2 separate regions of the Homo sapiens genome follow, and region 1 is linked to region 2. The links are chromatin loops, found by intact Hi-C in ENCODE. Cell type or tissue: MCF 10A. All regions are shown on one strand. Links, peaks and the distances in the headings refer to the core of each region. The heading gives the core; the rest is flanking DNA.

Region 1 (5,474 bases), core at 287-5,286, 74 kb before region 2:
CCAGCTACTCGGGAGGCTGAGGCAGGAGAACGGCATGAACCCGGGAGGCGGAGCTTGCAGTGAGCCGAGATGGTGCCACTGCACTCCAGCCTGGGCGGCATAGCGAGACACCATGTCAAAAAAAAATTGTAATATATATCTTAAAATAAAAATGAATGTTCACAATCTCAAAGAGGTCTTAAGATCCCTCACTACCCCCAAAGAGATTTTTACATTTTTATTAAACTTCTCACTTTGGAGTAACTTTAGATTTATAGAAAACTTGCAAAAACAATGCAGTCTTCATGTGCCCCTTGTCCCATTCCCCGTGATGTGAACGTGTTACTTGACCGTGGTGAGGTGTCAAGTCTGCGGGGTTTTTCACCCTGAGAGGGTTCGGTCTGTGGCATCTGCAGGGTTTGGGGCACGGTTCTCAGTGCTCTGTGTGGTGCTGCCGGGGGCCCGCCCTGTACCCCAGGCCGGTGGTCACCGCGCAGCTGGCGTGTTCTTGCAGATCATCATGGTGCGGCTGCAGAGGGTGACCTTTCTGGCTCTGCACAACTACCTCGGCCTGACCACAGAGCTCTTCAACGCTGTAAGTGAAAACCACCTCACAAAGCCCCATGCTGCTCCATGCAGCTGGCATCGGGACAGCTATTGGTTGGCACGGCAGGCGCCCAGTGCCTGGTGGGGCAGTGCCAGCAACAGCTGTGGTCTTCCCAGTTGCTGGTCATTAGGACTTTGGGAGGGGCTGGTTGTGCTGTGTTTATTCTCCTACCTTAAAGCACCTGCTAGTCAGTTTGGAGGCTTGATTCTCCTGGGGCCTTGTGTTCCAAAATCTCTGATCCGTTGGACTTGGGAAAGGTGGAATTCCTTCTCCGATGATGGAGTTGTCCCTCTGGAGGCCCACACGGTTGTGAACAGCCGCCTGGTGCCTCTGCAGCTCCCATTCAGGACTCTGTGATGAGTCTTCCTTTGGTCACCTGTGTTCTGTAGGACATCGGCAGCCACACACACGCTCCTTCCCTTTCTGGCCCTGCAGGCTGCACACTGAGCTGACAGCCCTGTCCAGGAGAGGCTGCCCCTCCCCATGCCCATCCCATGGGGTCCCTACAGCCATGTCAAGCAGAGGCTGCCCCTCCCCATGCCCGTCCCATGGGGTCCCTATGGCCACGGTCCAGCAGAGGCTGCCCCTCCCCATGCCCGTCCCATGGGGTCCCTACAGCCGAATCCAGCAGAGGCTGCCTCTCCCCATGCCCGTCCCGTGGGGTCCCTACGTCCGCGTCCAGCAGAGGCTGCCCCTCCCCATGCCCGTCCCATGGGGTCCCTGTTGCCAGCACTCCCTGTGTGTTGCCCTTGACAGCTCCTCCTATCTGAACCGGGTGGGGCGGAGCTGACCCTGAACTGTGACGCGTTTGGAGGGTACAGCGCATTGTCAAGGGCACAAGGCTGTCAACCCCGGCTCTCCCTCCTCCTGGCGGTGTGACCCTGGGAGGCACTTGGCCGGGACGTGGGACGGTCCCCACCTAGCCGAGCTCTCGTGGGAACTGAGTGAGACCAGGGTTTCGTGCCCTGCTCCATCCCCACTGCCCAAAACAGTAGCCTGATATGCGGAGGGCTCTCTTTAGTCATGGGGCAAGTGGAGCTCGGTTAGTAAAGGCCCAGCACGCATTAGTCTTTAGTATGTGCATTTCAGTTGGAAATCATAATTCTGATGACATTTTAGGGCTTGTCGTCTTCAGTTGTTGACATTAAGGGAATATCTTTTTGTTTTCTACATTATCTTTTGTTTTAATGAAGAGTATTAAGGTTCTGACAATTTGGGGCAGTATGTTGACTTGATCAAGTGTTTGAGACAGGGCCTAGGGTAAAAGCAGGCTGAGCTTGGTTGCCTTAAACAGACCAGTCCTTTTCTTGAATAACTGGATTTCTGGGTTGATGATCGGCCTCTTTCCATTGCCTGAAATGTAGCTTAAACTTTGCCTTGAGAGGCCCACACCTGTCACACCTTTGAGAGGCCCACACCTGTCACACCTTTGAGAGTCCCACACCTGTCACACCTTTGAGGGGCCCACACCTGTCACACCTTTGAGGAGCCCACACCTGTCACACCTTTGAGGAGCCCACACCTGTCAGTGGGTGTGGGGTGTTCCTGGGGTGGCACTGAACTTCCTTCTTGTGTCCCAGGAGAGCCAGGCCATCCCTCTCGTGTCTGTAGCCAGTGTGGCTGCCGGGAAGGCCAAGAAGCAGGTGTTCTATGGCGAAGAAGAGCGGCTTAAAAAGCCACCGCGGCTCCAGGAGTCCTGTGACTCAGGTACTGTCCTGCACCAAGGAGGGCAATGTCCAGCCCCAGAGTCCGGGGGATCCTGCTCCCACTGCCTCAGGTCACCCCAGGTCATCTTGCACATGCCTGAGGCCACCACACACATCCCCGGGTCACCTCACACGGCCCAGGTCACCCTACAAGTCCCACAAGTCACCTCACATGCCCCCCAGGTCTACTCACACGCACCCCAGGTCCCCTCACGTGCCTCAGGTCCCCTCACACGTGCCCCAGGTCACCTCACATGCCCCCCAGGTCTCATCAGATGGCCCCCCAGGTCTCCTCACGTGTCCCCATCTCCTCACATGCGGGCTGGATGTCCTCAGACCTCCCCAGGTCTCATCAGGTGTGCCCATCTCCTCACATGTGGGCTGGATGTCCTCAAACCTCCAACGGTCTCATTACGTGTGCCCGTCTCCTCACATGAGGCCCGGATGTCCTCAGACAGGCCCAGGACCCTTCACCCTCCATTCTTCAGTTGTTCCCAGAATTCTCCCTGCGTGCTTGGCCTGGGCCAGGTGCCTGGTGGGGAGTGGGCCTCCCGCGATGGGCTCTCACCCGCTGTTCTGAGTGCTAACCGGGGGGCCTGAATCTGAGGAGGAAGCGGTCGGGTGCGGCGTGCACTGCATGAGTCACCCCACGACGATCTGTGTGATGGAGTTAACAGCCACCCTACAGATGAGGTGCGCGCTTGGTTATTTATAGCCCATCATGTTCCCAAAAGAATTGAAGTGACTAACAAAAGTATGTGAAATTAAATGAAGCAATGCTGATGAGAGTGAGGAGAGAATGGAGTGAGCAGAGTGGAGTGAGTGAGTGGGGGATGGAGTGGACAGAGTGGAATGAGTGAGTGTGGGATGGAGTGAGTAGAGTGGAGGGAGTGAGTGGGGGATGGAGTGGACAGAGTGGAGTGAGTGAGTGGGGGATGGAGTGGATAGGGTGGAGTGAGTGAGTGAGGATGGAGTGGACAGAGTGGAGTGAGTGAGTGGGGGATGGAGTGAGCAGAGTGGAGTGAGTGAGTGAGGATGGAGTGAGTAGAGTGAAGTGAGTGAGTGGGGGATGGAGTGAGTAGAGTGGAGTGAGTGAGTGGGGGATGGAGTGGACAGAGTGGAGTGAGTGAGTGGGGGATGGAGTGGACAGAGTGGAGTGAGTGAGTGGGGGATGGAGTGGACAGAGTGGAGTGAGTGAGTGGGGGATGGAGTGAGCAGAGTGGAGTGAGTGAGTGAGGATGGAGTGGACAGAGTGGAATGAGTGAGTGGGGGATGGAGTGAGCAGAGTGGAGTGAGTGAGTGGGGGATGGAGTGGACAGAGTGGAGTGAGTGAGTGGGGGATGGAGTGGACAGAGTGGAGCGAGTGAGTGGGGGATGGAGTGAGCAGAGTGGAGTGAGTGACGGGGGATGGAGTGGACAGAGTGGAGTGAGTGGGGGATGGAGTGAGCAGAGTGGAGTGAGTGAGTGGGGGATGGAGTGGAGTCAGTGAGTGGGGGATGGAGTGAGCAGAGTGGAGTGAGTGAGTGAGGGATGGAGTGGACAGAGTGGAATGAGTGAGTGGGGGATGGAGTGAGCAGAGTGGAGTGAGTGAGTGGGGGATGGAGTGGACAGAGTGGAGTCAGTGAGTGGGGGATGGAGTGAGCAGAGTGGAGTGAGTGAATGAGGGATGGAGTGGACAGAGTGGAGTGAGTGAGTGGGGGATGGAGTGAGCAGAGTGGAGTGAGTGAGTGGGGGATGGAGTGGACAGAGTGGAGTGAGTGCGTGAGTGGGGGATGGAGTGGACAGAGTGGAGTGAGTGAGTGAGGGATGGAGTGGACAGAGTGGAGTGAGTGACGGGGGATGGAGTGGACAGAGTGGAGTGAGTGAGTGGGGGATGGAGTGGACAGAGTCGAGTGAGTGAGTGGGGGATGGAGTGAGCAGAGTGGAGTGAGTGAGTGGGGGATGGAGTGAGCAGAGTGGAGTGAGTGAGTGGGGATGGAGTGGACAGAGTGGAGTGAGTGACGGGGGATGGAGTGGACAGAGTGGAGTGAGTGAGTGTGGGATGGAGTGGATAGAGTGGAGTGAGTGAGTGTGGGATGGAGTGGACAGAGTGGAGTGAGTGACGGGGGATGGAGTGGACAGAGTGGAGTGAGTGAGTGAGGGATGGAGTGGACAGAGTGGAGTGAGTGACGGGGGATGGAGTGGATAGAGTGGAGTGAGTGAGTGGGGGATGGAGTGGACAGAGTGGAGTGAGTGAGTGAGGGATGGAGTGGACAGAGTGGAGTGAGTGAGTGTGGGATGGAGTGGACAGAGTGGAGTGAGTGACGGGGGATGGAGTGGACAGAGTGGAGTGAGTGAGTGAGGGATGGAGTGGACAGAGTGGAGTGAGTGAGTGTGGGATGGAGTGGACAGAGTGGAGTGAGTGAGTGTGGGATGGAGTGGACAGAGTGGAGTGAGTGACGGGGGATGGAGTGGACAGAGTGGAGTGAGTGAGTGAGGGATGGAGTGGACAGAGTGGAGTGAGTGACGGGGGATGGAGTGGACAGAGTGGAGTGAGTGAGTGGGAGATGGAGTGGACAGAGTGGAGTGAGTGAGTGGGGGATGGAGTGGACAGAGTGGAGTGAGTGAGTGTGGGATGGAGTGGACAGAGTGGAGTGAGTGAGTGAGGGATGGAGTGGACAGAGTGGAGTGAGTGAGTGAGGGATGGAGTGGACAGAGTGGAGTGAGTGACGGGGGATGGAGTGGACAGAGTGGAGTGAGTGAGTGGGGGATGGAGTGAGCAGAGTGGAGTGAGTGAGTGGGGATGGAGTGGACAGAGTGGAGTGAGTGAGTGAGGGATGGAGTGGACAGAGTGGAGTGAGTGAGTGTGGGATGGAGTGGACAGAGTGGAGTGAGTGACAGGGGATGGAGTGGACAGAGTGGAGTGAGTGGGGGATGGAGTGGACAGAGTTGAGTGAGTGAGGATGGAGTGAGCAGAGTGGTGTTACTCCTGCACTCATGTGTGCTTGTGAGACCCCATGAGGATCACAGCCACCTTTAAACGCAGCTCTGGCTGATGTGCTTTTTCCCAGAAATGCATTTTATTTTTATAATAATAATAATAATTATTATTATTACTATTGAGACAGGGTTTTGCTCTTTTGCCCAGTCTGGAGTGCAGTGGTGTGGTACTGGCTCACTGCCACCCCCATGTCACTGGCTGA
Region 2 (5,215 bases), core at 216-5,215:
GAGGGGACAGCAGAGACAGCCCGTTCCCCCTGCCGCCTGAGGGCACCAGGGAGAGGGCTGTATGTCCCTCACGCCACACTGTGTGTGCAGTCAGCAGTGTGGCCACAGATGGGGGCCACTCTCTCAACCTCAGGTGTCCTCAGGGCCCAGACCGCTGCTGGGCACAGCCAGGCTGGCTGCCAGCTGGTTCCCTGCCCCGTGGCTGGGGGACAGAGCAGCACGTATCAGCTGGGCTAGGGTCAGGGGGCCACTGGTGCGCAGCCTGGCACAGCCTGGCAGGCTTGAGGCCCAGTGTGCTGGGGGTGGTCACACAGCCGTCAGCCACCTCCAGCTCTTCCAGGGCATTCTAGATGGGGTCCCGGGAGGGGGCAGGTTTTGGTGCCAATTTGAGTGTATAAAGTTTTAGGTAAATACCAAATGCCTGTAGACTCTGTGTTATTCAGTTACTATTTGAAAGTGACATATCGTGAAATCATGGGGGATCCGAGTCTCCTTTCTGCAAAGTTGATGAGACAAGTCGCCACCGCCTGGAATCTGCTGACGCTGCCGTGCAGGCCTCAAGGGTGGCACTCTTCAAAGTAGGACAGCATGCGAGGTCGCCACGTGCCCACACACTGCACTGCTCCAAAGGCACATCTGTCCGTCACCTGAGCTCTGAGACCCAGAACAGCCACAGGGACCCTGCAGTCCTAACCCGTCAGGTGGCTCCTGGGGCTGCTGCCAGCCGCATGCCTGTCCCACACAGTCCGGTCCGTAGGGTCTGCTGGAGTGAGTAAGGCCTGGGGGGCCTTATGTATGGTCCATGAGGTTCCATTCCTCATGCCATGACCACCGGGGGAAGTGAAAGGAGGAAGACACGTCAAAGCCAGCAGGCCCAGGAGCAGACATAGAAGGAGGTGGCCCCACAGGAGCAGACGCAGAAGTGCCAACGGGGAAGGAGGTGGCCCCAAGTGGAGGCAGGCTGGGCCAGGGCGGGGGGCCGGTGACCAGGGCAACCTCGGCTACTTTGCTGCACCCGCCCTCGCCTCCCTTGAAATACAAAAACAGCAGCAGCCAGAAATAGTTGGGGAAGAAATAAGAAATATTTGCCACACATGGGAGTGATTAAGGTCCTTAATATTTAAAGAGTTTTTATATGTTGCTAAAGAAAATGACAAAAACCGATATGGAAAAGTGAGCAGAGATGTGGAGAAATCATTCGCAGAGCAGGAAACTGGCTGGTAATTCCATGAAGAAAGTCCTCATCCCATCAGGAATCATGGAAAGGCCAATGAAAGCGACGAGGTAACCCCCTTTTCAATTTGAGAGGGTTTTGATCTGTCGCGCAGGCTGGGGCTCACCGCTGTCTTGACCTCCTGGGCTCAAGCGATTCTCCCACCCGCTCAGCCTCCGGAGTAGCTGGGACTACAGGCATCACCACGCCTGGCTAATTCTTTTATGTTTTGTAGAGACAGGGTCTCACTCTGTTGCCCAGGCTAGTCTCAAACTCCTGGCCTCGAGCAATCCTCCTGCCTCCTCAGCCTGTTACAGCTTTTTTTTTTAAGGTAATCTGGTAACAGCTCTTAAAAGTAGTGTGACTGATGAGTGCACAAGCCCGTCCAGCCCCAGCCGCCCCCTGGCACCTTTTCTGAGGGTGTCTACTGCCCCGCTGTGCTGTGCCCGCTAATCTGGGTGTGGCCCGATCGCACAATGGCTTTTCTGGAAGGATCCGATGCTCACGAGGCTTATTGCTAAGGAGGAAGATGCAACAGGTCCAGCTGTTCCAAGTGACTGGGTCACGCTTCACATCGATGTGCAATGTCTCCTGCCACCTGCCTGGATGCACTCTCGTGACTACCTGGCAGGCTGGGAACAGCACGGGGGAGGCCCCCGCCTGCCCCAGCGACCTGCCTGCCCTGCTCTCAAGTGCAGACCCCCAGGTCTGCACTTCCACGCTCACTACACAACCCCAAGTGGCCCCCCGGGTGGCCCCGTGGCCGGATGTGCACCCAGCAGAGCAGCCACCCTTGAGACCTGGGGTGTGGTCTGGGGGCTGTGTGGAGACCTCCCGCCAGGGTGCAGGAGTGTCTAAGGGCAAGCAGAGGTGTGATTCCTGTCTGTAAGGTAAAACCCCCGTGAGCAGGAATCAATAATGTAGACATGATCGGAATGGTGGAGGGAGCTGTGGCGGTCACACCCTTGCTGTTAGCATTGCCTCTGTGGGGGCAGGAGACAGCAAACATAAAACCTGTCCCTGAAAGGGGCAAGATGGCCCCGATGGCTCCCTGCACCTGTCCTGGTGCCTGCAGGCAGGCGGGTCAGCTCCCCTCCCGCTGCCAAATCTCCCACGTCTCTGTGCGCTCTGTCACCCCTGCTTTCTGGCCTGAGGGCTGGGAAGGGAGGTCTGGGGAGCCCAGGAGCTGAGAAGTACCCAAAAACCACCCCCAACGCCCCCCAACCCTCAGGCGTGCCTGTGAGTGTGTCTGTGTGTCTCACTCTGACTCACCCAGACAACTGACTTCAGCAGCCAACCTTGGTCATTCCCAGAACCACCACTGGGGGGCATACGTGTGGCTAGACTGGGGGCGCCCGAATATCTGTCTCTACAAAAAGTAAAAAAAAAATTAATGGGGTGTGGTGGTGGTGCGTGCCTGTGGTGTCAGCTGCTTGGGACGCTGGGGCAGGAGGATCACTTGAGCCCGAGAATTCAAGGCTACAGTGAGTTAAGATTACGCCACTGCACTCCATCCTGGGTGACAGAGCAAGACCTTGTCTCAAGAAAAAATTTTTAAATGAGTAAAATTTTAAAAAACAGATTTTGTCAGTCTTTCTGTCATTTCAACGCCTTCTCAACCTTGGTGTCTGCTGATGGCCTCTTCCCTGCTGGTCAGGATTCTCACAGTTCTTTGGGTGTGGAGGAATTCTGGTTTGTAATTTTTTTTTTTTTCTTAGAGTCTCTTTCTGTTGCCCAGGCTGGAGTGCAGTGGCACAATCTCGTCTGACTGCAACCTCCACCTTCCGGGTTCAAGTAATTCTCCTGCTTCAGACTCCCAAGTAGCTGGGATTACAGGCACCCACCACCACGCTTGGCTAATTTTTCGTATTTTTAGTAGAGACAGGGGTTTCACCATGTTGACCAGGCTGGTCTCGAACTCCTGACTTCAGGTGATCCACGTGCCTTGGCCTCCCAAAGTGCTGGGATGACAGGCATGAGCCACCACGCCTGGCCTGGTTTGTAATGTTTTGAATCTTACTTAATATGAGACTCGGAGTCTTCCTTTTATCCTATGGTGAACATTGCTGTTTTAGTTTCAGCCTCAGTGGCTATTGGTCCAAGGTCAGTTTTTCTCCAAGATTTTGGGGCACCCTCTGGTCTAGTCACACGTATGCCCCCCAGTGGTGGTTCTGGAATGACCAGGCTGGTCCTGAACTCCTGGCCTCAAGTGATCCTCCTGCCTTGGCCTCCCAAAGTGCTGGGATGACAGGTGTGAGCCACCATGCCCGGCCTGAAGACTTTAAAGTAGCTATTATAGCGGTGCCTAACTGAGCCATCGTGAGCACTTAAAATGTCAGAAGAGAAAGTCTCAGCAAAGGCTGGGCCCAGTGGCTCACGCCTGTCATCCTAGCACATTGGGAGGCCGAGGCGGATGGATCACTTGAGCACAGAAGTTTGAGAGAAGCTTGGGCAACATGGTGAAACCCTGTTTCTACTAAAAACAAAAACAAAAACAAAAATCAGCCGGGCACAGTGGTGCATGCCTGTGGTCCCAGCTACTTGGGAGGCTAAGGAGGGAGGATTGCTTGAGCCAGGGAGTTCACAGCTGCAGTGAGCTATGATCCTGCCACTGGGCCCGGTGGCTCACGCCTGTAATCCCAGCATTTTGGGAGGCCGAGGTGGGCGGATCACCTGCGTTCAGGAGTTCGAGACCAGCCTGGCCAACCTGGTGAAACCCTGTCTCTATTAAAAATACAAAAAAATTAGCCGGGTGTGGTGGCGCATGCCTGTAATCCCAGCTACTGGGGAGGCTGAGGCAGGAGAATCACCTGAACCTGGGAGGCAGAGGTTGCCGTGAGCCTACGTTGTGCCACTGTACTTCAGCCTGGGCAACAGAGTGAGACTTCGTCTCAAAAAAAAAAAATTTATATATATGTATATGTTTTAACTGAATAAAATGAAAATACAACATATCAAAAATTGAGAGAGATAGCTAAACAGTGCTTAAGAGGGAAATTCATAGCACAAATGCTTACATTAGAAAAAAAGAAAGGTTCAAGTCAATAATCTAACCTTCTGCATTAAGAAACCAGAAAAGGAGGAGCAATATAAGCTCAAATCAAGCAGAAGAAAGGAAATACAAGTAAGAGCAGAATTAAAATAATTCAAAAACCGGCCGGGCGTGGTGGCTCACGCCTGTAATCCCAGCACTTTGGGAGGCCGAGGTGGGCGGATCATGAGGTCAGGAGATCGAGACCATCCTGGCTAACACGGTGAAACCCTGTCTCTACTAAAAATACAAAAAATTAGCTGGGCGTGGTGGCACATGCCTGTAGTCCCAGCTACTCAGGAGGCTGAGGCAGGAGAATGGCGTGAACCTGGGAGGCAGAGCTTGCAGTGAGCTGAGATCCGGCCACTGCACTCCAGCCTGGGCAACAGAGAGAGACTCCGTCTCAAAAAAATTAAATTAAATTAAATTAAATTTAAAAATTCAAAAACCAAAAAGAAAAAATTATGAAACAAAAAGCAGGTTCTTTGAAATGATGAATAAAATGGATAAACCTCTAGCTAGCAACACTGATGAGAGACACAGAGGACAAAATTACCAATATGAGGAATGGGAGGGTTAGCACTGCAGACCCTACAGACATTAAAAGGATAACCAGGAAGTACTATGAATAATTGTAGTCACATAAATTTAGCAACTTAGGTGAAATGGACCAATTCCTTGAAAGCCACAAACTACCAAAACTCATTAAATAGACAACTTGAACAATCCTATTAAGTATTAAAGAAACTGAATTTGTACTTTAAAACTTTTCTAAAAAGGAAAGTACTGGCTCAGATGGTTTTACCACCAAATTATACAAAATATTTAAAGAAGAAATTTAATACAAATTCTTCAAATCCCTTCCACAAAATAAAACAAGGACAGCTGGCTGGGCGCGGTGGCTCACGCCTGTAATTCCAGCACTTTGGGAGGCCGAGGTGGGCGGATCACAAGGTCAGGAGTTTGAGACC

What was found. Hi-C counts contacts between places; a loop is a spot of excess contacts. Peaks named below come from ENCODE experiments on the same cell type or tissue, not always from the same donor. Only the 100,000 strongest peaks of a DNase experiment are listed, where the experiment ranks them.
Region 1: it touches region 2 in a loop (3.0-fold over the local background); 4 of 110 quality-filtered maps call a loop at or near these places.

What each region holds. Positions count from the first base shown.
Region 1 is chr9:137,516,736-137,522,209 of GRCh38, reverse strand. It overlaps PNPLA7 (patatin like domain 7, lysophospholipase), which reads left to right. Exons shown (of 35, transcript NM_001098537.3): 10 at 494-574; 11 at 2,167-2,293. Among named protein-coding and RNA genes, the nearest start is that of PNPLA7, 31 kb to the left of the region's middle. In MCF 10A, for the core only: no CTCF peak of the experiment used is centred there; a DNase peak (open chromatin) is centred at 2,989.
Region 2 is chr9:137,442,773-137,447,987 of GRCh38, reverse strand. NSMF (NMDA receptor synaptonuclear signaling and neuronal migration factor) reads left to right here. Exons shown (of 16, transcript NM_001130969.3): 16 at 1-418. Among named protein-coding and RNA genes, the nearest start is that of ENTPD8, 4.0 kb to the right of the region's middle. In MCF 10A, for the core only: a CTCF peak has its summit at 2,550 (motif pointing right); a DNase peak (open chromatin) is centred at 2,517.